4 separate regions of the Homo sapiens genome follow, and regions 1, 2 and 3 are each linked to region 4. Evidence: read pairs that join two places in POLR2A ChIA-PET (ENCODE). Cell type or tissue: PC-9. All regions are shown on one strand. Each heading gives the region's core, and the rest is flanking DNA. Links, peaks and the distances in the headings are about the cores only. Region 1 overlaps CLUAP1 (clusterin associated protein 1). Region 2 overlaps ZNF213-AS1 (ZNF213 antisense RNA 1). Region 3 holds the start of VASN (vasorin). Region 4 has its middle 8.0 kb from the start of DNASE1.

The links. ChIA-PET counts read pairs that join two places held together with the same protein. Peaks named below come from ENCODE experiments on the same cell type or tissue, not always from the same donor. Only the 100,000 strongest peaks of a DNase experiment are listed, where the experiment ranks them.
Region 1: POLR2A ChIA-PET joins it to region 4 with 7 read pairs; 5 of 35 experiments call an interaction of 5 or more read pairs at or near these places.
Region 2: POLR2A ChIA-PET joins it to region 4 with 6 read pairs; 2 of 35 experiments call an interaction of 5 or more read pairs at or near these places.
Region 3: POLR2A ChIA-PET joins it to region 4 with 6 read pairs; 1 of 35 experiments calls an interaction of 5 or more read pairs at or near these places.

The regions. Positions count from the first base shown.
Region 1 is chr16:3,534,612-3,540,631 of GRCh38, reverse strand. It overlaps CLUAP1 (clusterin associated protein 1), which reads right to left. Exons shown (of 12, transcript NM_015041.3): 12 at 1,584-4,510. The coding sequence ends at 4,361. NLRC3 (NLR family CARD domain containing 3) reads left to right here. Exons shown (of 20, transcript NM_178844.4): 20 at 1-1,599. Among named protein-coding and RNA genes, the nearest start is that of CLUAP1, 37 kb to the right of the region's middle. In PC-9, for the core only: no CTCF peak of the experiment used is centred there; no DNase peak of the experiment used is centred there.
Region 2 is chr16:3,123,726-3,129,745 of GRCh38, reverse strand. ZNF213-AS1 (ZNF213 antisense RNA 1) reads left to right here. Exons shown (of 6, transcript NR_110900.1): 4 at 93-285; 5 at 436-498; 6 at 3,780-4,217. Among named protein-coding and RNA genes, the nearest start is that of ZNF213-AS1, 8.1 kb to the left of the region's middle. RefSeq lists silencers at 4-298, 50-307, 5,200-5,469 and enhancers at 147-366, 1,504-2,054, 4,910-5,389. In PC-9, for the core only: a CTCF peak has its summit at 5,016; a DNase peak (open chromatin) is centred at 5,305; H3K4me3 peaks cover 1,403 bases.
Region 3 is chr16:4,371,463-4,377,482 of GRCh38, reverse strand. All of the region lies in intron 9 of CORO7-PAM16 (CORO7-PAM16 readthrough), which reads left to right. All of the region lies in intron 9 of CORO7 (coronin 7), which reads left to right. VASN (vasorin) reads right to left here and starts at 5,635. Exons shown (of 2, transcript NM_138440.3): 1 at 5,490-5,635. RefSeq lists enhancers at 386-1,165, 1,166-1,947, 2,041-2,820, 5,428-6,020. In PC-9, for the core only: no CTCF peak of the experiment used is centred there; DNase peaks (open chromatin) are centred at 1,612, 2,372, 3,232 and 3,302; H3K4me3 peaks cover 2,729 bases; H3K27ac peaks cover 2,870 bases.
Region 4 is chr16:3,643,683-3,649,702 of GRCh38, reverse strand. It overlaps a transcript of DNASE1 not described here. Among named protein-coding and RNA genes, the nearest start is that of DNASE1, 8.0 kb to the left of the region's middle. RefSeq lists enhancers at 3,160-3,913, 3,914-4,666, 4,667-5,420. In PC-9, for the core only: no CTCF peak of the experiment used is centred there; a DNase peak (open chromatin) is centred at 3,222; H3K4me3 peaks cover 377 bases; H3K27ac peaks cover 1,145 bases.

The DNA.
Region 1 (6,020 bases), core at 615-5,614, 110 kb after region 4:
GGGGTTTCACCATGTTGATCAGGCTGGTCTTTAACTCCTGACCTCAAGTGATCCACCCACCTCAGCCTCCCAAAGTGCTGGGATTACAGGTGTGAGCCACTGCACCTGGCAGTGATGTCATTCCTTACTAGGCTTCCAAAGCCACTGCTGTGGCCACAGCTTCCATGGAGACAGGCAAGCTGAGCCTCTATGTGGCACCAATTCCTGCAGCTGTTTGTGTTGGAGGGAAAAAAATCCAAATGGACATCAACAGCTTTCATCAACTAAATAACCACAGAAAATATTTATGAAGACTATAAAGCAATGATTACTTTTGAATTGGAAAGGAATCACTATTATTTGAAATGTTTCTTCAAAAGTGAGCATCCGGACAGGAACCATCATGGATGCTGAGGCCATGGATGAAGGCCTACTCGGGAAGATGATATCCTTGCAGTCTCAAAACGGCACCCCACAAAGGTGATATCCTAATTTACAAAGGGAAAAAGGTACCTTAATCTGAAATCTGGCAAATGCAGCCTCAACAGAAGTGACAGAATTGAACATCGCCAATAATGGGACACACAGACATCACATGCCCCCAGTCTGATGCACCACGGAGTCGTCTCTGATGTATTCTTGTCAAAAAATGTTTGCCTGATTCTAATCATGAAAGAACAATTAGAAAAAATCCAAATTGACAGATATTCTGCAGAATAAATGGCCTGACCTCATCAAAAACATCAATGTCATGAAAAACACAAAACATTGCAGATAGCGTGAAATTAAAGATTACAGAGATATAATTTAATGCAAGATCTCTGACTGGATCCTAGACTGCAGGAAAAAGTCTGCTATAAAGAACATTTGGATCACTTGTAGTAGCTGGGAAATAAAACAAAACATTATTTGTAAAAGGGGGGAAATCTGAACATGGGTCTTGCAGTATTTATGACAGTTTTTGCGGGGCAGAGATTTCTAGATTGACAGCTGTTTTAGTACTTTCAAGGTGATGCTCTGTCTGCTGGTTTGCATTGTTTCTGTCTGAGTTAAGAGACTGGCAGAACACAGAGTTGCAGTAGCCAAACACTGGAGAAAGCTGGGCCCTACAGAAACCTAACGCTGAAGAAACCTCAGGAGCCAAACTGGTGGAGAAAACAAAGAGTCCTCCCTCTCTCCCTTTTCAAATAATGATCATACATCTTCAAGCTGTCTGAAATGGTTAAGGAGTTCAGTCTGTCGTCAGGCACACACCAGAGCCAGCTAGCCCACACAGACCCCATCAGAGCAAAACAGACAAGAGAATTTAATTCATATCCACATAGAAAGGACTTCTAGGTAGGAGGTAGACCCTTTAGCTCCCTTCCAATTAAAGGAGTCCCCAATTCTGGCACCTGAGAGTCCCCTGGGTCTAACAGCTATGATATTTATGTAGTGTGTTGCTTACCTAAATGAATACAATTTCCTTCCAGACACGTGACACTGATATTAAAGTGCTAATGAGAGGGATCTATTTCTTCTTGTACGCTAAAAGAGAAACAGCAGTTCAGATTTCCCATCAGAAGTCCGAGGACTTTGTTCTTGATAACTACTACCAATAAAAATTGAGTATTTGAAAAATTCCTTTGTATTTTCCATCCATACACATTTTTTTTTAAAGCATTTTAGGAAGTCCTCTAATTATATAGTAAAAATTGTCAGCAATGGCCTGCTAGTTTTCTATTTGACCTAATCACAACCATCCTCGTTAGGTCCTGAGGTCTGCTCTGCTGCTTGGCCAAAACCAAATGGTGCCAGGTCACAAAGCACTTGCACATGTGAATCCTGCATCCATTCTACAATGGGTCACTATTGACTGAAATACTTTAATAAAAATGATAGAGCACATAAAGCTTGCTGTTGACAGAAACTTCCGTGCTCAAGCAAGGCAGTGCTATACATGGTGAGACCTTGCACAAAGTCAGTTAACTAACAGATGATCTAGAAGCAGGTGACACAATGAAATACCCTTTGGAGCTGTTGCCTATGTCTGTGGATAGGCTCTTTGTAGCTAGGTTAGGCTTCTGTGTTAAAGTGTGTTAGAAGAAAGCATCACATAAGGAAAATAGAACTCTATTCGTATGTTTTTTCAAAACAGAAGTCAAGTCACATTCAGGCAAACCAAATCTGTAACATTCAAGAAGATGCAGTGACTCTTCCGCATCTTAGAGCCACGGTGTCTGAGGTGGCTGGCATGGCTCCAACACGCTGGCTTCCCTGTCAGTGGATCATTTACAATATGGTGCATTTCAAATTACTGGTGAATTCACTGAATACTGGCTGTTTTTTTTTTTTTAGGGGTAATCTTATACATAAAATTTAGGAAAAGAAAGAGAAAAAAGCAAAAATGACAGAAATAACTCAAAAGTTCCTAAAATTTATGTGTATCTTTTCGTACCTGTGAACTCCTGAATAAGTATTTATATCTGACAGGTACAAATACAATAATTATATTTTTAAGTAAAACCTATTTAATAATATGAAGTATGGTGTTAAATACATGTATTAAAAGATAAGTAACTTCAGAAGTCTTCTGACTTTTTAATTGTAAAATAAGTGAAAACTGTTTTGTGCTTTTTTATTTACTGTATGCTTTTTTTTTTTTTTTTTTTTTTGAGATGGAGTCTCACTCTGCTGCCCAGGCTGGAGTGCAGTGGCGCCATCTCGGCTCACTGCAACCTCCGCCTCCTAGGTTCAAGCGATTCTCCTGCCTCAGCCTCCCCAGTAGCTGGGGTTACAGGCATGCGCTACCACGCCCGGCTAATTTTTGTATTTTTAGTAGAGGTGGGGTTTCGCCATGTTGGCCAGGCTGGTCTCAAACCCCTGACCTCAGGTGATCTACCCACCTCAGCCTCTCAAAGTGCTAGGATTACAGGCATGAGCCACCACGCCTGACCTACTGTACGCTTTTTACAAGCAGCGTGCTTTTCTTTTTCTTTTTTTTAAAGACAGGGTCTCACTCTGTCACCCAGGCTGGAGTGCAGTGGCATGATCACGGCTCATTGCAGCCTCAACTTCCTGGTCTCAAGTGATTCTCCTGCCTCAGCCTCCTGAATAGCTGAGACCACAGGCATGCCCCTCCACACCTGGCTAATTTTTTAATTTTTTGTAGAGATGGAGTCTCACTTAGTTGTCCAGGCTAGTCTAAAACTCCTGGGCTCAAGTGATCCTCCCACCTTGGCCTCCTGAGTAGCTGGACCCAAGGGCGCTTGCCACCACTCCCAGCTAAGTACTTTTCATATTAAAAAAAAAGAAGAAGAAAAAAGAAAAAAACCAACTCCACTTCTAATTTCACAACAGAAAAATTCTTCTAGTGCTATTACTCTACTTAATTCAATCCTGTGTTGTTGTTTTTTTAAATCAGAAACATGAATCTGTACCAACACTTTTTCTTAATTGGCTCCTTCCCCTACAGAAACACTTAGGTAGCGAGCTGCAGGAAACCTGCCTTTGTCCCTGTGTTGTGCACTATGTCTTGCCACACTTTAGACAAAACAAAGCTCCTTTAGAGAAACCCTGGCTGGAGGGAAGAAAAGTGTCCCGGCTGTCATTGCCATGGGAGTCTGGAGTTTCTGAGAGGGCAGCCCAGGTCACCAGAGTTTCCAGATTTAGTACCAACCGTGGAAACATGAAGGTGGCTGTAATCCAAGGTGAACTGGACTGCCAGAGGAATGTCAGCTTCGGACAGAAAATGGAGGATTCCTCATCTGGAGCCTGTCTCTATTGCCTGATTTTCAAAGAAACCAAGTTTTCATTTAACTTTAGCTAACCTTCTTTCAGAAAAGTTTAGTTATTAAAATACATTTAATGCTTGGTATTGTGAACATGCAGACGAAAGAAAATAAGATTACAAAATGAAATAAGAGCTAGAATTAAAAGCCGATGTATAGGAAATGTTCTCAACTGTGCAAGTGATTAACAGCCAGATGTTCCCCTACGATTCCAAACATGAGTCCCCAGTGCCAAGTTCCAGCCCCAACTCTGCTGGAGTCTCAGAGAAAATGTATAGTAACAAAAGCAGCCAAGACTTGTGTGGCGTCAGCTCTTATTTCTTCTTGAGTTTTTGTCCCGTGGATGTGAATCACTAAGAACACATGCATTCCTCAAGTTTTAGAAGATAAATAAGGTGGAAAAAAATAAATCTTAGGGATTTGCTTCAATTCTTATTTAAGCTTCATGGAATGCAAACATAGGAGGCTAAAGCAGAAATAAGTATTGCTTCAGTGATCATGAGTCCAGCCAGCTTAGTAAACAAAACAGGGGTTACCTTCCTAACCTTCTAAGTTCCCATTTACCTACAAGTCTGAGGGTTTTAATCTGCCAGGGTCCCTTGGCAAAAGGGTCAGAAGTCATTGTCACTCTCATCCAGGGGTTCAGATTTCCGGACCCTTCGATTGGGCTTGGTTGGTGAGAGAGAAATGCTCTCGTCTTCCAAATCGTCATCCTCGTCATCATCATCTTCCATGTCAATTTCACTCTCCTCCGAGTCCTCCTATAGGAAAAAAATGGCAGATGCAACGGGGGATCCTGCCTCATTCCTGACATCTTGTCCTAAGACTCTCTGCCTCCCTTTCTATAGCAGCATCCCTGTGTGAAGGAAGAGGCTGGCAGAGTGGCAAGCAGGCTGTGGGAGGGCATACAGATGGGACTGAGGCTATGTACTGCCAGCTGGAATTTATCATCCAACCAGAATCCTCCAAACTGCAGGTGCATCTGGGTGTGGTGCTGCAGGGGCTGGCTTTCCCGCAGCGTCTAAGAAGCACTCTGCATCTGCGCTGAGGGCCACTGGACCTAGAGACTCCCCCTACAGATGGCAAGAAGGACAGGGGCTTGGAGAGAGGGAAGGGAGGCCTGTTTTGGCTTTTTGTAGATTGTGGATGGAAAGCAACATAGACATTGGTATAAGGAGCAAAGTGAATCCCAGCTACTCCGGAGACTGAGGCAGAAGAATCGCTTGAACCTGGGAGGCAGAGGTGCAGTGAGCCGAGATTGCACCACTGCACTCCAAAGCAAGACTCCATCTCAAAAAAAAAAGAAAAAAAAGAAAAAAAGGGAGCAAAGTGAAAGACACACCCTCTCTCTCCTCATCGGATCCAGGGCTCCAGGGTGACCAACTCAGCCCAGCTTTAAAACGGCAGTTCCTGCGTCCCATGTAAACCAGGATGGCTGGTCGTTCTATCTAGATCATTCCTGTCGGTGCACACTCATGCTGTAATTTCCTTCTTGAAAAAAAACCCCAAAGGTAATCCCACCTTCCTCTCCAGCTGCTCTGCCCTGTCTCTCTCCCCTCACACAAAGCTCCTGAGCGAGTCGTTGAACTCACTGTCCACACCTGTGCCCCTCACGACTGCTTCAGTTCCCCCGGGCTCTCACCTACTGACCCCAGCACTGCTCCTGTCAAGAAGGAAACATTCAACGGACTGGGATCGATTCTCAGGCCTCATCCTGCTTGAGCTGTGGAATCACCCCTTCATCCTTAAAACCCATCTTCTCCATCCCCCAGGGCCCCTTCTCTAGTCCAGGTCCCCCTTCCTCACTGCTGACGCCCCTCAGCCTCCTCTGCCTGCCCCTTCCTCCCGGACCTCTGCAGGGCAGATGCAGCTCAGGACCTTGGGTCGCCTCTCTTCTCATTCTACTTGCTCTCCCTAGGCAGTCACATCTATCCTTGTGGCTTAGATACCAACCAAATAAGGGTGGCTCCCAAAATTCAATCTCTAGCCCAGACGTGGCCCTTGAACTCCAGACTTAAATTCCACCTGGCTACTCAACCCTAGCATGTGGCTGTCACATTCAGAATGTCCAAAATCAAACTTTCGATCTGCCTTCCAAGCCCCTTTGTCAAGTCGGCCCCATCTCAGAAAATGAAACTCTGCTTTCTGCTGATTAGACCAAGCCCAGGCACCCTCATTTTTCTCTTTCTCTAACAGCCTATGTCCAATCAATTCACAAAACCTGATGGTTCTTAGAGAGACCCAGGACCTGACCATTTCTCAACACCTCTG
Region 2 (6,020 bases), core at 550-5,549, 520 kb after region 4:
CTGGCATGATCTTAAGCTTTGTCAGTAGAGGGCGCTGGAGAGACATTGCAGGAGACGAGTTTCCCTTCCTGCTTCTGGTGTGTTCTCTCTAGGCTCCGGCATGACGGGTGACTTCTTCCGAGTCTGGCTTCTGCAGCACACAGGGCTTCGCCAGCACCCAGCTCCTGCAGCATGGGCAGCTCCTGTGACAGCAGGCGCCCGCAGCCTGCAAAGCGTCTCCAGTGCCGCCGCCTCAGTGAACCTCAACCAGCGGCACCTAGCAGCTTTCTCTGCCACCCTCTTCAGGTAGTTCTGTAGCAGCGCGTTTCTCATGAGACACTTCCCTGTGAGCAGCTTTTTCTACCCTTGAGGATGGATTTCCAGCAAATTCTGCCCATGTGGTACCACAGCCACTTCTCTGCCATTCAGTGAAACTGCCGTTGTGCCCTCTTCAAGGTCTGGATCTAAGCCCAGGGACCAGGAAACCTCTTGCTTGAGTGCTGGAACTCAGGCCAGAAGGTATGGCTGCTGCTATGTGCTGTGACCAGAGAATCAGAGTTCTCTTTACTTCTTACCAGCCAACCTCTTGAAAATGCCTTTTTGTTTTTTGTTTTTTTTTGAGACGGAGTCTCGCTCTGTTGCCCAGGCAGTGCAGTGGCTCACTGCAACCTCCGCCTCCTGAGTTCAAGTGATTCTCCTGCCTCAGCCTCACAAGTAGGTGGGATTACAGGCATGTGCCACCACGCCCAGCTAATTTTGTATTTTTAGTAGTGACGGGGTTTCTCCATGTTGGTCAGGTTGGTCTCAAACTCTCGACCTCAGGTGATCCACCTGTCTCAGCCTCCCAAAGTGCTGGGATTACAGACGTTAGCCAGAGCGCCCAGTCTAAGCCCTTTATAGCTTAATTCTATATATTAAATTTTCCCAGTTCAAATTACTGTGTGCTTCCCTTCTCCTGATTGGACCTTGCTTGATACAAAATTAGTACAAGGAGTGGTCTCAAGAGATAGATGCACAAAGAAGGGATATGGGGACGGATTTGGGTATTTGGGCTTGAGTGCAGACTGAGCTCCTTGACAATGAGAAATAGGATATGTATTAGGGTTCTCCAGAAACAGAATAACAGAATCTATATATACATGTGTATGTGTGTGTATATATATATATATAGAGAGAGAGAGAGAGAGCTTTTATGTGTGTGTATATGTATATATATAAACACACACACACTAAGGTATTGCCTCACATGATTATGGCAGTCGAGAAGCCCCACAATCTGCTATCTGCAAGCTGGAGACCCAAGGTCAGTGGTGCAGCATTTTTTTTTCAGATGGGGTCTCCCTCTGTTGCCCAGGCTGGACTGCAGTGGCACAATCACAGCTCACTGCAGCCTTGACTTCCCCAGCTCAAGCAAGCTTCCCATCTCAGCCTCCTGAACAGCTGGGACTACAGGTGGACACCACCATACCCAGCTAATTTGTTCTATATATATATTTTTATATAGAGATGGCCTCTCCCTGTATGTCCTAGGCTGATCTCGAACTCCCCTGGGCTCAAGCTATCCGCCTGCCTCCGCCTCCTAACAGTTTTGTAATTTTAAGGCCTGAGAGCCAAAGGCCAATGGTGTAGATTCCAATTCAAGACTCAAGGCCTGAGAATCAGGAGCACAAGACCAGGAGATCAATGTCCCAGTACCCAGGTCTCAAGTACTCAGGCACAGAGAGAATTCAGCCTTCCTCTGCCTTGCTGTTCTGTTTAATTCCATACGGATGGATGATGCCCACCCGTGGTGAGGGCCGTCTGCTTTACTCACTCAGCCAATTCAAACGTTAATCTCTTCTTGAGAAGCCCTCACAGACACACCCAGAAAGAATGTTTAAGCAGCTGTCTGGGCATGCCTTGGCCCAGTATAGTTTAACATGAAATTAACCATCACAGGGTGCTGGTTATCCACGGCTTGCAGCGATATCACAATTAATCAAGCAGCCACCTGCAGGTGATGATGAAGTGCCAATGAAAGCATGTACCTGGTGGGAACAAGTAGCTGCTGCACTCAGCCATTATGGTGTCCACAGATGTATAATGATGATTATACAACCATGGTATGGGATACATTATTTTTAGTGCACTTGAGCATTTACAGTGAGAAAATGACAAGCCCAAGTCCCTTAGCTCAGTTCAAGTCATGGTCTGAGAACCTGAGAACTTCTGTGATAGCTTAGAAGCAGCTCTTATAGCCACAATACTGTCACTGAAAATCAAACACAAAACTTAACTGTAGAGTCGCTGAATAATAATGACAGCTAAATTCCCAGGCCCAACAAATCTCACGTGAAGGTTACTGCGCTGATTGGTAAAGAAGGTGATCCTGGCCAGGCACAGTGGTGCAGTCCTGTAATCCCAGTTACTCGGGAGGCTGAGGCAGGAGAATCGCTTGAACCTGGGAGGTGAGGTTGCAGGGGGCCGAGATGGCGCCACTGCACTTCCAGACTGGGCGACAGAGCGAGACTCTATCAAAAAAACAAAACAAAACGAAAAAACAGAAGGTGATCCTGAAATTCAAAGTGGGGATATATGTTTGGACCCAGATGAAATTGACAGTCTTGATTCCTTAGGTCACTCTGAGCCTCCTTTACCAGTAGAAGTAGTTTGCCCTCAGTATCTGAATAGAATAGCCTTTCTCTGCTTGAAAACCTTAGGATAACCTTCCCAGGGGCAGAAGACCTAAAAGGGGATGTCCATTCTCCTGAAAACCCACCACAATTGCGCTCCATTGCCAGTAAACTCATAACAACTAGGGTCAAATCTCAACACAATCTATATATGTGTGTGTGTGGAGAGAGAGGCTGCACAAGCGTGTGCAAGAGACAGAGAGAGAGGGGAAAGATACACGTTATGACCCAGGAGGAAATAGCTTATACACTAAAATAATTCACTTTGCTGATATAAACTAGCAGAAACCTGGGGGATAGATGCAAGAGTAGATTCTAAGGATAGCATACCAAAGTGGACAGAATATAAAAAGAGATGAGATTAGACCGGGTGCAGTAGCTCATGCCTGTAGTCCCAGCACTTTAGGAGGCAGAGGCTGGAGGATCATCACTTGAGCCCAGGAGTTTGTTATCAGTTTGGGCAACATAGTTGAAACATAAAATACAAAAATTAGCGGGGTGTTGTGGTGAGCACCTATAGTCCCAGCTACTCAGAAAGCTGAGGTGGGAGGGTCGCTTGAGCCTGAGAGGTCAAGGCTGCAGTGAACTGTGATCATGCCACTGCACTTCAGCCTGCGTGACAGAACAAGACTCTGTCACACACACACACAAAATGAGAAATCAAATTCAATGATATAGGTGCATTTAGTAGACTTCAAATTTAATGTTAGCGTGTGTGGCTGTTGGTGGCTTTTTAGCAGTTTACTCCATTGGTTGGCTGAAATTTGGACTCATTGGTGGCCTTCAGTTAACAAGGTTGAGATGGCTGAAGTGGCATGACAGGAAAGAAGGAAACCAAAGGCTCCTTTTCCTTAGGGAGATGGAAATGTTGAGTGGCCTTATCATGCATGACCTGTGTACCCACCCCATCCCCAGCTATCTTTTACCAGTAGACACTGGCTTCACTAAGTCTCTGAGAAAGGCATTAATGACAGGATCACCTGAATCCTTGAAGAGCTCTGTGGTTGCTCTGTGAGATCTGTGTTCATCTCCATGACTAGCCTAGGGCTTTGTTAGTTGAGAACATAAAAATTGCTGTCTTAAGTTACTGAGGTGCAGGCCATTCATTGGGTGCTGCCTTTACACCAGGCAGGAAGCCCGCCTGACCCCATGTCTCAGGCTGCCAGAGGAGCGTGCGATGAGGAAGGCTGGACTGTCTTCACAGGACACCAGGGAGAAGCCTCAAGCCACTGCCCCCTGACAAGTCGCAGCTCTCCAGCCTGTCTCCTCACTCCCCTCCCCTCCACATGGGGGGGTTGGGGTGGGGGCGGGGAAGGTTCGGGGCAGGGGTCATTTCAGCTACTGGGCACCAGTCTCCTCCTCATGTTTATCCTGTTCCCTTTGCTTGAAAGGTTCGTACTCCAGATCCTTGTAAAACCGCTTCTCACCCTTTGAGTCTCAGCTTAAATGTCCCCTCCTTGGAGGGGTCTTCCCTGACAATGAAGCTCCGACCGTCCTCTCCTGTTTTACCCAGTTCATTTCTTTCTGGCATTTGTAACTACTTGAAGTTAAAGTGTGTGCCATGTATGTGTCTGTCAGTTTCCCCCACCACACTGGAACCCCATGAGGGCAAGGGTCTTGTCTGGAATCTTCCTCACTTACAACTCAACATTTAGCAAAGGACCTTTGCTAAATTAACAGGCATTCATTTTGTATTTGAAAAATGAACTAGTGAGGCCGGGCGTGGTGGCTCACACCTGCAATCCCGGCACTTTGGGAGACCGAGGCGGGCTTGAGGTCAGGAGTTCGAGACCGGCCTGGCCAACATGGTGAAACCCCATTAAAAATACAAAAATTGGCTGGGCGCGGTGGCTCACGCCTGTAATCCCAACACTTCGGGAGGCTGAAGCGGGCGGATCACGAGGTTAGGAGTTCAAGACCAGCCTGACCAACATAGTGAAACCCCATCTCTACTAAAAATACAAAAATTAGCCGGGCATGATGGCAGGCGCCTGTAATCCCAGCTACTCGGGAGGCTGAGGCGGAAGAATCGCTTGAACCAGGAGGTGGAGATTGCCGTGAGCTGAGATCACGCCACTACACTCCAGCCTGGGCAACAGAGCACGAATCCATCTCCGAAAAACAAACAAAAAAACGAATGTGTGAGGAACGCAGCAAAGCCCCTACAGTTAACGTTTGCCGCCCTCTGCCCCTCAGGCACTCCAGAGCCGCGAGCCGCCTCGCACAGCCCGCGCGTTTCTTCTGCTCCCCCGGAAGAGGGCACGGTCTCCTTCCTGGCCGCTCTCTGCCGGCCGTACCGCACGACAGCTGGCAGCACCGTCAGCCCCTGCTCGGGAGCTCGGAAGATGCTCTAGCTCCGCGGCCAGTGCAGCGAACCCACCCAACCCTGGTGCAGGAGCCATTGCAGCAAATTGACAGGGAGTCCTCTGGGCCGGAAGTGGCCCTGGCCCTGCGCCGTATGCTCTCTAGGACTGCAGGAGGCTCGGCATCTCGGTGATAGACCCAGGAAGTCAGTGGCTGGGCGGGGCGGGCTGTGAGGACTGAGGTCTGTAGCGAAGGTCCAGCCCCGTGGTCTTCGCTTCGTTCGGCAACGAACGCCCAGCGAAGGGTAAGACGAAATGCTTCAAAGACAGGATCCTGGAGCAGTTGCCGGGGCAACCGTGCGGCTTGGGGCGTGGCGGTGAGGGGAAAAGGGCCGGGCACAAACTTCAGCCGTGATTGGCTGGTTCTGCTGGAGCCGCCTTTCTCCCCGCCCCGATGCCTGAATGGCTAAGGGCAGGGGGGCGTGGCCTCCTGGATTCAGTCATGCCGGCGACGGGGCCGCCGAGCGAGAGGCTGGGTCCATGGGACCCTGCAGGCTCTGGGCTTCGCTACACGGCCGGGCCCGGGAACTGGGAGACGGTGTCCTAGGCTAGGACGGCGCTGAGGCCGACGCCCCCGGCCCAGAGGGGCAGCGCCGACAGCCGATCCCTGAGCGCTTGCAACAGGAACCTGGGGCCGCAGGGAAGCAGGTGGGAAGCCAGGATGCATACATCCTGCCTCTCCGCCTCCGCCCTCACCGTGCTCCTGACACCGCATCAGTGATGATCTGGTGGAGTTCTCCAGTGGCCGAGAAGCCCCGAGGAAGCCAGGGAAACCGCTGAACCTCCTCATCCTCTACCCAGGGAGACACCAAGACCCTTACCTGGCTTCTTCCCTCCAGCCTCCTACCTCTCAGTGACGCCCATCACCTACCAAACTATGAGCACCCTTCAGCCTGGCGTTCCAGGTCCTTCCCTGGCACAGCCCCTACTCCTCCCTGTCTTATTTGTGCTTGTCGAATATTTCCGAAACTGCCAAGTTCCACTCTTAAGATACTCTTTCCAGATC
Region 3 (6,020 bases), core at 345-5,344, 730 kb before region 4:
GGGGAAGTTCTTTTAACAAGTTCTGGGAGCTGTCCCGCCCGCCTGGGGTCTGGGCGTGTGCTTGGTGTGTGCGTGGGGCTGGGGGCTGTCTACAGGTCACACGGTGGTTGCCGCCGCCCACCCACCCTCCCACCCGGTGATCCCAGGACCTGGGCTTTGATATTTGATCACTAGTCAGGCAGGGAGGTGAGACCTTTTCCTCTGCCTGGTGCAGGAGGTGTTCCGGAGGCAGCCCTGGGATTCCTGGGATTCGGGGACGTCGGGGGGTGGGAAGATGACGCAAGGGTCTGGGGCCTCCGTCCTCCACCCAAGTTCCTCAGCCTTGCTGAGTGCTGCTGCCGGCCTTGCTCCCTCCCTGGCACAGTAACTGGCATAGGGCGACAGGGTCCACAGCCCGGCCACGACCCCTACCTCAGCCCCCATTGTGCAGTGGGCGCTGCTCGTGGTGCTCGTGGTGCCTGTGTCTGGGGTGACTTGGTCTGTGCTCGGAGCACTTGCCAAGTGGTCGGTAAACATTCACTGCGGAGGGCGTCACTCATAAACGCAGAACTCTGCCTGCCCCCTGGGCGTGGGTACTACTAAGGGAGAGGGTTTCAGGCCAGCTTTACACAGATCAGACATCCCCACACCAAGGCTGCCCTTCACCCTGGGGGCTGGGGAGCGGGGGTGGGGTATCTCTGGTTCTGGAAGGGGGCACGTGGTGGGTGAGCTGTCCCTTGGCGGCCCCTTCAGCACAGGACTTCAGGGAGGGGCCCTATGAGTAAGGAGGACAAGGCACTCGTCATCTCAACTCCCAGGGGGACGCCCACCCACCTCTGGGGTACACCACACACGCCCAGGGTCAGGCGGGGACGGGCCAGGGGATAGCATGGCTGGGGTGGGACCCAGGCATCTGGTGACCACATCAGCCCCTGGCGAGAACATCTCACTGATTCTGGGGCAGGCGGTGTGCCTGCTGAGTAGGGGACAGGCTTGGACAGACAGATAGACAGTCTGAGGCCAGTACGCCCCTCCTGTGCCGTATGCTTCAGCGTGGGTGCAGGACAGGCGCTGCAGGTCTGACCCTGAGACTCCGGGCCCCCGCTCCTCATGCTGGCCCGCCAAGGCTCTGTGTGGCCGGTCAGGCCTGGCAGCAGCCCAGCCCCGGGAGTCTGCCAACCCCTCCAGGCAGGCGGGACTGTGCCGGCGGCCAGGACGGCTGGCTCCAGTTTCGCTGACGTGTCCGAGGAGGCTCAGGGCCCGGCTGGGTCCGCCCCGTCTCCCCTTCCTTGGGACACAGCAGTCCCAAGGGCAGGGCAGAGAGGTCAGGGGTCGTGGGCCCTCACAGAAGGGGCAGAGAGGGCTGGGCCTCGAGTTCCTCAGGGACTGCGGCAGGTAGACCCTCCCTATAGGCGCGGGGACCCCTGGCTGGTGATTGAGCGGGGGTCCCCATGGGTGTCAGCCTCTTTCTTACTCCATCCACCACCCCAAGCTGGCGCTCTTCATTCCACAGATAATGCCACAGCCAGGAGCTCAGTCAGGCACTCACACGCTTTGTGACCTCATCCAAGCAAGCTCCCCTCTCTGGGCTTCCGTCTCCCACCTGTGACGCCAGGGCTTTGCCCGCCGGGCTGCACATCAGAATCATCCAGGAAGCTTTCTAAAAAAAACCTCCATGCTGGGGCCCCACCCCCAGGCCAATTAAACAAGAAATTCTGCCGGGCATGGTGGCTCACGCCTGTAATCCCAGTACTTTGGGAGGCCGAGGTAGGACGATCACGAGGTCAGGAGATCGAGACCATCCTGGCTAACATGGTGAAACCCCGTCTCTACTAAAAATACAAAAAAATTAGCCAGGCCTGGTGGCAGGCGCCTGTAGTCCCAGCTACTTGGGAGGCTGAGGCAGGAGAATGGTGTGAACCTGGGAGGCGGAGCTTGCAGTGAGCCAATATTGCGCCACTGCACTCCAGCCTGGGTGACAGAGCAATACTCCATCTCAAAAACAAAAAGAATGTCTAGGAGTGAGACCCAGGCAGAGCTGTATTTTGGAGAAGCTCCTTGAGCGAGTCCTCCGCACAGCCAGGGTTCAGAACACCAGGACAGAGGGTTGCAAAGGGGACAGTCAGGATGTCAGCTCGTCTTCCTGTGCAGGGAGGAGGCTCTGTATCCTGGAGCAGGTGTGGACCAGCTGGCAGGGCTGGGAGAGGGGCAGGCACAGGGTCTTCCCTCCTCCCTCCACCCAGGAGGCTGGCCCGGCCCCAGGTGGGTGCCTTCAGTAGCACCGTGGGTGACTTGGCAGCTGCCAGACCTGTTAGCCCAGGGCAGGGAGACCAGTGACTAAGGCCAGGCCCCAGCTCAAGTGAGCCCCTGGGGCGGTGGGACGTGCCATCGTAGTCACAAGAGGTGCAACCTGTCAGGGAGGACACCTGTGGCCCTGGGAGCTGTGCAGTGGCTGCAGCCCAACTAGAAATGGGCCAGTCCAGATGCCACTTTCGGCACGCGGCAGGTGTGATGCCACCAGGGCTGGGCCCTCACACGGGGCCTCCTCACTGCCCTGTCCCCACCCAGGGGCAAGCACCCATCTAGTAAGGCCCTAACCTGCAATTAACCCTGAACTTGCCAGAAGAACACCTTAGTCACCAAGGAAGGCCGCCAGCCCTAAGCTTCCTGGGCCTGGGGGTCTGAGAAGGAAGTGGCCCTGGAAGGGGTCTTGCCCTTCTCAAGCTCCCCATGCCGAACCCCCCACAATCACCCAGGGTTCTTGGCCAACCCGTGGCAGAAATGGCGCCCCTGGGGTCTGTGAGCTGATCAATGGGCAGGCGGGATGGATTCAGGGAGGCAGAACAGGACCTGGCCACTGAACCACAACCCTGCCCCCGCACTGCTCTCAATGCCCAGCCGGGCTCGGGGCCCAGGGCCAGCAGGGGCCCCAGCGGCCGCCCCAGCCCCTTCCCGGTGTAGGCCGGCTCCCTCCTCCCTCCTTAATTAAATCTCTCAGGCAGCCCCTGAGGAATGTCAGAACCTTATTGCATTCCCCACGAAGAGTCTGGTGGGGGCCGTCCCGAACCCTGAAGAATAACTGGCCCCTCGCCTGCCCCCACCCCCTGCCCAAAACCGAGGTGGCCTGAGGGAGCCTCCTCCAGCCTCCTCACACCCAGGGAGGCTGGAATGAGGAAAAGCGGGGGAGGCCGGCGGCCCAGCGCGGAGGGAAAGCGATCCGGCTGACTCTGGAATGTGGAAACCGATAAAAGGAAGGAGGCTGAGGCCCTGCCCCTCCTGGTGCAAGCAGGCTCCCCCAAACACCCCCACCCACCCCCAAATACACAGCCCTGCTCCAGTCACGCGCACACAGACACGCCCACGCCAGACACACGCCCACTGGGCAGTGCTCCTGCAGACACACACACACACACACACGTGCACCCTCCCCCTTCTCCAAGAACTCACGCAAATTCCACAGCAGTGAGGGGAGCTGGTTTTCTTGGCAGCACAGAGCCTTGGGCTCCCCAGCCCAGGGAGGGGACTCTAAGGGCAGCTGATGGGGGGTCCAGGAGAGGTCACTAACAGAGTTAGGTGGCCTTGCTGCCCTCCCATGAGCTCAGGGCTGGCCAGTGGTCAGGGATAGCCATCCCTGTGGGCAGCCTCCCCTCTACACACCTCTGCTCACTGGCAGGACTGGCTGTCTGGCCTGCTGAGGTGGGAGCTCCCTCCTGGGCTCAGCAGGGCCCTGCTTTCTTGTTCCCAGAGGCTGCCCAGTGTTGTGTTGGGACCCACTTATAAGCCCAGGCAAGGACTTAATTTTCTGTACTTGGGACTTGTCCCAGCTCCCCCGGGGCTGTCAGTGGGGGTGACAGTAATGGGAGCTAGGAGCCGCGGACCCATCTCCTGCCCGGGGCATCTCCCTTGCCATCTCCCTGGCCCCTGGGCTGCGTGCCAGAGGGGCCTTCCTCGGGTAAGCACAGGTCTGGGCAGTGTCTGAGAGGCTCCTTATGCTGAATCCCATTCTCCCATTCCCAGAATATGGAGAGAGAGGTGCCATCTGGACAAATGCCCTGGGACCCCAGCCCCCAGCCCCATCCCCATCTGACCCTCCGGACCCACAGGTAGCAGGACAGCTGTTCCAACGTGCAGGAGACAGGGGCGGGGTGGGGACAGGCAGTGCCCGGCCCCCAGGCTGGCATGTGTGTGCGCATCCTCCCTCCCCAGGCCCAGGGGAGGCTAGATAATGGTCTGGAGGGGATCCAGCTGGGCTGCTCATCACCAGAGCCTCTTCCTGCCTCTGACACTCTGTTTACAGAAGCTCCAGGCCAACTCCCCTGGGAGAAGAGAGTAAACTCAGGGGACTGCTCCCCATCCCCCACCCGCCTGCCCCAGCTCTGTTGGGTTTTTGTCAATAGCTGGGCCCATCCTGGACTTTGCTGCCCCCTGGACTGGCCCTAATGGACCCTGCTTGGAAGGTCCCAGCCCGGCCACCCCTCTATGCCCTCAACACCCAAAGTACAGTCTAGTGTGAAGGGACCTTGGAGATTTTATCCAATCCCCAGCCCTGGAGGCTCTCAGCCTGGGGAAGGGGGCTCTAGGTCCCGCTGCCTCTCTCCAGAGCCTCACCTGTCCTTGGTGCAAAAGGCAGGCATGGGGACACCTAGACCCCCAGGACCTCTTCCTTCCACCCTGCACACTCCACCCCTGGGCCACAGCAGGGGAGGCGGTCAGTGACCCTGGTGTGGCAATCGTTAACGAATGGGGGAGAGGCAGAATGGTTGGCACCAATCGGCTGGCCTGCCAGTGACCACAGGGGACCTCAGCAGTCCTCAGGCCCCAGCACTGCCAGCCCAGGGACACAAAGGACTAGGCTGGCTCCAGGCCACTGGGTTTGCAGCCCAAGCAAAGCCCCTTCCCTGGCAGAGGCAGAGACCCGGCACCCTGCCTGATACCCGAAGCTCTAAGGGCCCTGGCCAGTACAGGTCCATCCCCCACCTGGAGGGATGGGCATCGGACGCCCACCAGCCACTCCCCGCCCCTCCCTAGGGCTGCATATCTGTAGCCCCCAGCTGTGCTTTGAGTGACAAGGGTCCAGAGGACCCCGGGCAGCCCTTCTGCACAGCAGCACCTACTGCCGGACCCCAGGAGGGAAAAGTGACCCAAGCCTGTGGCTTGGCTATCCCCCTCAAAGGGGTTTGATTCATAAAACTGGTCATGCCGGAGGCCCAGCCGTGGGAGGAGGAAGCATGGGACGGGGTGTTTATTTTGTCTGCTTGCAGCCTCGCGGGCTCACCGCACACTCAGGCGCGCACCCTGGCCGGCCGCGGGGCTGTCGGCGCCCCAGGACGGCGGGGGAGGGAGCGTACAGGGCCTGCCCGCCGGGCGGCCCAGGTGACCGTGTGGGGCTGGGGCCGCGGTCCCGCCCGAGAGTGCGTGTGTGCGCGCGGCGGCGGTCCCCGCGCGTGTGCACAGCCTGGCCGTGGCGCCCCCTTCCCCGCCCGCAGCCCCCCAGCCCCACAGAAACTCACCGGGAGGCGGCGGCGGCGCAGGGAGCCGGGCGGGGCAGGCCGCGGCCTCAGTCTTTCCTGGCGGGTCGGGCCCGAGGGGGTCCTGGGTCCCGAAGCAACTGCGTTCGAGTCCGCGTCCACCCGCCCCGGGCTCGGGCTCCGGAGTCGGCTCGCTGGAGGCAGGTCGCGCCTTAAGAGTCCCGGGGGGCGGGCCCGCCGCGGCAGGGGCGGGGCCTCTCCCCATTGGCCGGGGCGGAGCCGCGTGGAGACACGCCCCTTCCCCACCGAGGGGCTCGTGGGCCGGGTTGCCCTGGCCCTCACCCTGCGGCCACCTGACCTGCGCGGGGAGACCTTGCCCGTCGTGGGTTTGCCGGATGACACTGGGCAGGTTTCTGCTTTTTGTGTAAAAAGCGAGAGACTATTTAGGAATCCTAAGCGTCACAGCCCAGATGCCTATGAGGCACCAGGCAGGTGACAAATGCCAGAAGTCCACCCCAGGGCCTCTGCGGCCCTGGAGAGGCAGGATGGCGGGAGTGGGGCTGGTAAGGGCTG
Region 4 (6,020 bases), core at 396-5,395:
CAGGGATTTCTTTTGGCTTACTATTAAAATAATTATTGAACCTTAATCAAGAGTGCTCTCAACTGAGAAAGTGTGAAGCTTCTGATCTGACATAATGCATATGCCTGAGTTAGATTTCCTACTTTACTGAATATAACTTCTTTTCTATCCTTCATCATTCACCACTGCTTCAACGTTCTGTCACAAAGAAATTCTCAGTTCTACAAATTGCTACTGAAAAGAATAATTGCAACAGATTAAACATATCACTGTGTTTCAATACATAAGTTCATGTTGACATAAAATAATTATCAGCCACCTTAGGGGGATGCTAGGAACTCAACTTGTTCTTCTGCAAAAAGGCAAATAAAGTCAAAGGATCAAGGCGGTATTCTGCCTTTCCTATGCAAAAAGGACTGCCCAGTAACCCATAGCTCGAGAAGGCTCTCTTTAGATAGGTGGACTCCAGCTAATACACGAGGAAGGAATGCTAGACCTGAAAGTCACCATTTTGCCGTCCCTAATCTCAGCCCTGATGTAGTGGCTGCTAACATCACAAAAGACAGCCTCTGTCCCTTCTAATCCAAGACCACACACAGCAGCACTTAGGAGAGTTCTTGCCAAAACAATCTTGAATCTGATCAAACCTCTAGATCTAAATGACAACTTAAAGCAAATACAAGGACAGAGGCTCACGTTCAACAGCACCATGGGGACACGGTACGACCCAGACTGGGAAATCGTAGATGGCAAAGGACAGGCTCATCAATAGATTTCAAAATGAAAAGAAGAAGAGAGGCAGAACTCATAGGTTAAAAAAAGTTCACATTTTGAGATGGATGTTAAATGATAATAAAACTTGAGATATATCCATAAACAAAATGTATGGACCTTAGATCCTATAAAACATCCAATCTTTTATTCATGCAAACAGACATTTGTGTAACAAATTATGTAAGAGGCAATCAGGGAAAGCAGAACACTGACCCATAACTGGGAAGTATTAATAGTAAACTCTTAAGTTTGTAATGGCTCTTATTGGTCCTTATGTTTTGTTTTTAAAGAAATTATTTTAGGAACAGGGTCTCACTACGTTGTCTAGGCTGGAGTGCAGTGGCTTTTCTTTCTAGGCTGGAGTGCAGTGGCGCGATCTTGGCTCTGCACTGCAGCCTGCCTCTGGGGTTCACGCGAGCTTCGCCTCTGGGGTTCACACCATTCTCTGCAAGCTTCACCTCTGGGGTTCATGCCATTCTCCTGCCTCAGCCTCCTGAGTAGCTGGGACTACAGGCGCCCGCCACCACGCCCAGCTAATTTTTTGTATTTTTAGTAGAGACGGGATTTCACCATGTTAGCCAGGATGGTCTCGATCTCCTGACCTTGTGTTCCGCCCATCTCAGCCTCCCAAAGTGCTGGGATTACAGGCGTGAGCCACCGCATCCGGCCACTGCAGTGGCTTTTCACAGGCACAATTGTAGTGCACTGCAGCCTGAGCTGAAGGGATCCTCCTGCCTCAGCCTCCTGCCATGTGCCATCACACCTGGTTTTGTTTTCTTTTGAGACAGGTTCTTGCTCTGTTGCCCATGCTGGAGGACAGTGGTGCCATCATGGCTCACTGCAACCTCCGGCCTCCCAAGTTTGAGCAATTCTCCTCCCTCAGCCTCCCTAGTAGATGGGATTACGGATGTGCGCCACCATGCCTGGCTAAGTTTTGTATTTTCAGTAAAGACGGGGTTTTGCCATGTTGGCCAGGCTGGTCCCAAACTCCTGGCCTCAAGTGATCCGCCCGCCTCAGCCTTCCAAAGTGCTAGGATTACAGGTGTGAGCCACTGCACCCAGCCACACCTGGCTAATTTAAAAAAAAAAATTGTTCTTTTTTGGTAGAGATGGGGTGGGGATCTCACTGTGCTGCCCAGGCTGCTTTCCAACTCCTGGGTTCAAGTGATTCTCCTGCCTTGGCTTCCCAAAGTGCTGGGATTACAGGTGTGAGCTACAACACCTGGCCTTATATTTTACAGTCACATACTATTAATAAAATATTGAAAGATGAAGTGGTACAGTACCTGGGATTTGCTTCAAAATGCCAGCCCTGAGGCTGGGTAATGAGTACACGAAGATGTGTAATACTAGTTTTGAATATGCTGAAATTTTCTGGCTGCGTGTGGTGCCTCATGCCTGTAATCCCAGCACTTTGGCAGGCCACAGTGGGAGGACTGCTAGAGCTTAGAAGTTCAAAACCAGTCTAGGTAACATGGCAAGAACCTGTCTCTACAAAAAATTAAAAAGTTAGCCAGGCATGGAGGCACACATCTGTAGTCCCAGCTACTCAGGAGGCTGAGGTAGGAGGATTGTGTGAGCCTGGAAGGTAAAAGCTGTAATGGGCCATGACTGCACCACTGCACTCCAGCCTGGGTGACAGAGCTACTAGACCTTGTCTCAAAAAGAAAAAAAAAAAAAAAAAAAATCCCATGATTAGTTCTTACAATTCTACAAATCAAAAGCTTTTAAAGCAATACTGCCAGATGTGATCCAACATCCAAAAATAAGGTAACCATTAGTTAATGTTAAAAATGAAACCACACACAAAAAATTAAATGCCCAGGTTTCCATCTTAGAAACACCGTCTGGTCACGCCTGCTTAGGAAACACTCCCCTGCTGTCCTCTGAAGCAGGGGCTTTGTCTCACACTTCAGCTGTGGCTGGGACATCTCCCCTCAGACAGGTCTGATGGGCATCGGGCATCAGGCATCATAAACTTGCTGCAGCCACAATGGCCCCAGATTATTTCCTTGGCCTTCCCTGCTCATGTCTATAGTGCCACCACCATCCAGGTGCTAGAATACCTGAGATCATCCTAGGCCCCGCTCCCCCTCAGCCCCGCCCGCACCATGCACCCTGAGCCTGCACGTCCTCCAGATTCTGCAGCCTCCATACCACCCGTCATCACTGCCTCTCCCTTTGGCTGCCCTGCTTCCAGGTACATGTCCCAGCCGTCCCCACAGCTCTCAGAACATCTCGCAAATGTGTAATTAGATCTCTTTATTCCCCTACTTAAAATCTGTCACCAGTTTCTCATTGTCCCTAACACGAAATCCAATGCTTTCCATGACCTACGTGATTCTAAGCTCTGAGCCTTCCGCTCTGCCTGCAGAGCTGGGGCCTTCTTGTCATTCCAGTTTCAGCTTAAATGTCACCTTTTCAGAGGACATCCTCTCCCCACCCAACCCCTACACCCGCCATGGCCCCAGGTTCATCTCTGCCGGCCCATATGACTCATTTGCTCTGGTGTGTTTACTCAGGCACCTGTTTACCCTCGTTTATGGCCGGCTTATTTATGGCTGGCTTCCAGGAACACAAGCTCCAGGAAGCGGTGGCCAAGAAAGTAGTGGTCTTTCTTGCCCATGAAAATATTACTGGAGCAGAGGAGGCGCTCCACAGCCAGCCACTGGACACAGCTGAGCCACAAGCCCACCTCCTACCCAGCAGCTCCAGGTTCCCCGCAGACCCCCCCCAGAGAAAAACCTTGAGAACCCAGCACAGTGGACACTGCAGGGCATCCAGGTGGCACTTGGACACTCTGGGCACTGGGCTTGAGCTGACAGGAAGCTCCCAGGGTTGCAGTGGCTCCCACAGCCCTACAAGACCTATCTGCCCTCGGCTGGCTCTACTCGGCTGGCTCTACTCGGGGTTCTTTCTCTCCTCTCCCTTGGGAGGTGTTTGCTGGCCCCAGGGACAGAGCATCTTAGAGGACAAAGGGCTACTATCCTGTACTCAGGTAAAAGGCCAGTGTCTTTGCCGTGACAGTGTTTTAACCCCATGTCCCACAACCTGAGCAGGATGCAGTCATCACAGCCCAGTGCACTGCCCTTGGTCTGCGCCCCAGCCTGGTTGCGCCATCCCTCATGAATTAATTTCTGTTTATAATAAAGAAAGTGTTAACCCAGGATGGGAAATTTCTCAGATCACCACACATCAGAATCACAAAGACTTACAACAGCTGCACAGTCACGCTCAGCAGGCAGCAGGCAGCAGACCGCCCCTTCCCCAACCCGGCCTGCTATGGAATGTCAGCACTCGCCTTCTGCCTTCCACGAGGTGTGGGCCTGAACCACGGCATGTTGGCTCAGCCTCCGCCGGCTGCCCCGTCCCTCCCCACACGCTCCCAGTGCTGCCGCTTTCTGCATTCTGCTTTGAGGAGAGATGCAAATGAAAAGAAGTTTGTCTAAAAAGCCACTTTCTCACCAGGGAGGTTAGCACACCCGCAGCCTGAGTCCCTGAGGACAATGAGAACTCATATTCCCAATGAGGATTTAAACAAAGCCACAAGGCGAACTGCAACTGGACTCCAGTGTGCTGATGTTTCCAACAAGGGTCGCAATGAAAAGTAATCCCCCAATTCCGAAGCCACCTCGGTCTCTCCCAAGTACAAAGGCCTTCTCAGCAGGGCCCCCTCCCTGTCCAAGGCTAGGGGGCCACAGAAAGGAAAAGGGAGGGCGCCCTCAGGGTCCAGGAAAAGGACACACAGTGTAAAGTGGGCTGGTTGTGGTGGTAGTTGCAAGGGATTTTCTTTTTACTTTTTTTTTTCTTTTAAAGAAATGAGACAGGGTCTCTCACTCTGTCACCCAGGCTGGAGTGCAGTGGCACAATCTTGGCTCACTGGAGCCTCCCAGGCTCAAGTGATCTTCCTGCCTCAACCTCCCAAGAAGCTGGGACCGACCACAGGCATGCGCCACCAGGCCTGGCTAATTTTTTGTATTTTTTGTAGAGATGGAGTTTTGCCATGTTGCCCAGGCTGGTCTCGAACTCCTAAGCCCAAGTGATCCGCCTGCCTTGGCCTCCCAAAGTGCTGGGATTACAGGCGTGAGCCACCATGCCAAGCCCCACTATGTATTTTCTATTGACCTTTCTTCTAGAGCACTAATCCTTTTTTCAGCTGATTCCAATCTGCTGGTAAATACACCTACTGGATTTTTTATTTCTTTTTTTTTTTTTGAGATGGAGTCTCGCTCTGTCGCCCAGGCTGGAGTGCAGTGGCACATTCATAGCTCACTGCAGCCTCCACCTCCTAGGTGCTAGCAATACTCCCTCCTCAGTCTCTCAAGTAGCTGGGACCACAGGCATGTGCCACCATCCCCGGCTAATTTTGTAAAATCTTTATGTTTTTGAGACCCAGTGTCACTCTGTTGCCCAGGCTGGAGTGCAGGGGTGCAATCTTGGCTCACTGCAACCTCTGCCTCCCAGATTCAAGCGATTATCCTGCCTCAGCATCCTGAGTAGCTGGGATTACAGGTACCCGCCACCACACCTGGCTAATTTTTGTATTTTTAGTAGAGAGAAGGTTTTACCATGTTGGCCAGGCTGGTCTTGGACCCCTGACCTCAAGTGGTCTGCCTGCCTTGGCCTCCCAAGGTGCTGCGATTACAGGTGTCAGCCACTGCACCCGGCCTAATTTTAAAAAATTTTTAGTAGAGACAAGGTCTTGCTGTGTTGCCCAGGCTGGTCTCAAACTCTTCACCTCAGCTTCCCAAAGTGCTGGGATTACAGGTGTGAGCTACTGCACCTGGCTGAATTTTAAATTTCAGTTATTGTGCTTTTCTGTTTTAGAACTTCCATTATATTTTTTATGAATTCCAATTCTATGAAACAATCCATCATCTTATCTCTATTATTTAAAATAGCTGTGCTTGGCCGGGCACGGTGGCTGACGCCTATAATGCCAGCACTTTGGGAGGCCGAGGCAGGCAAATCACATCCTGGCTAACACGGTGAAACCCCATCTCTACTAAAAATACAAAAAAATTAGCCGGGCATGATGGCGGGCGCCTGTAGTCCCAGCTACTGGGAGGCTGAGGCAGGAGAATGGCGTGAACCCGGATGGCAGAGCTTGCAGTGAGCCGAGATCGCGCCACTGCACTCCAGCCTGGGCCACAGAGCGAGACTCCATCTCAAAATAAATAAATAAATAAAATAATAAAATAAAAAAATAAAACAGATGTGATTAACATACTAAAGTCCATGTCCAAAAACCGTATCTCAGTCTCCTG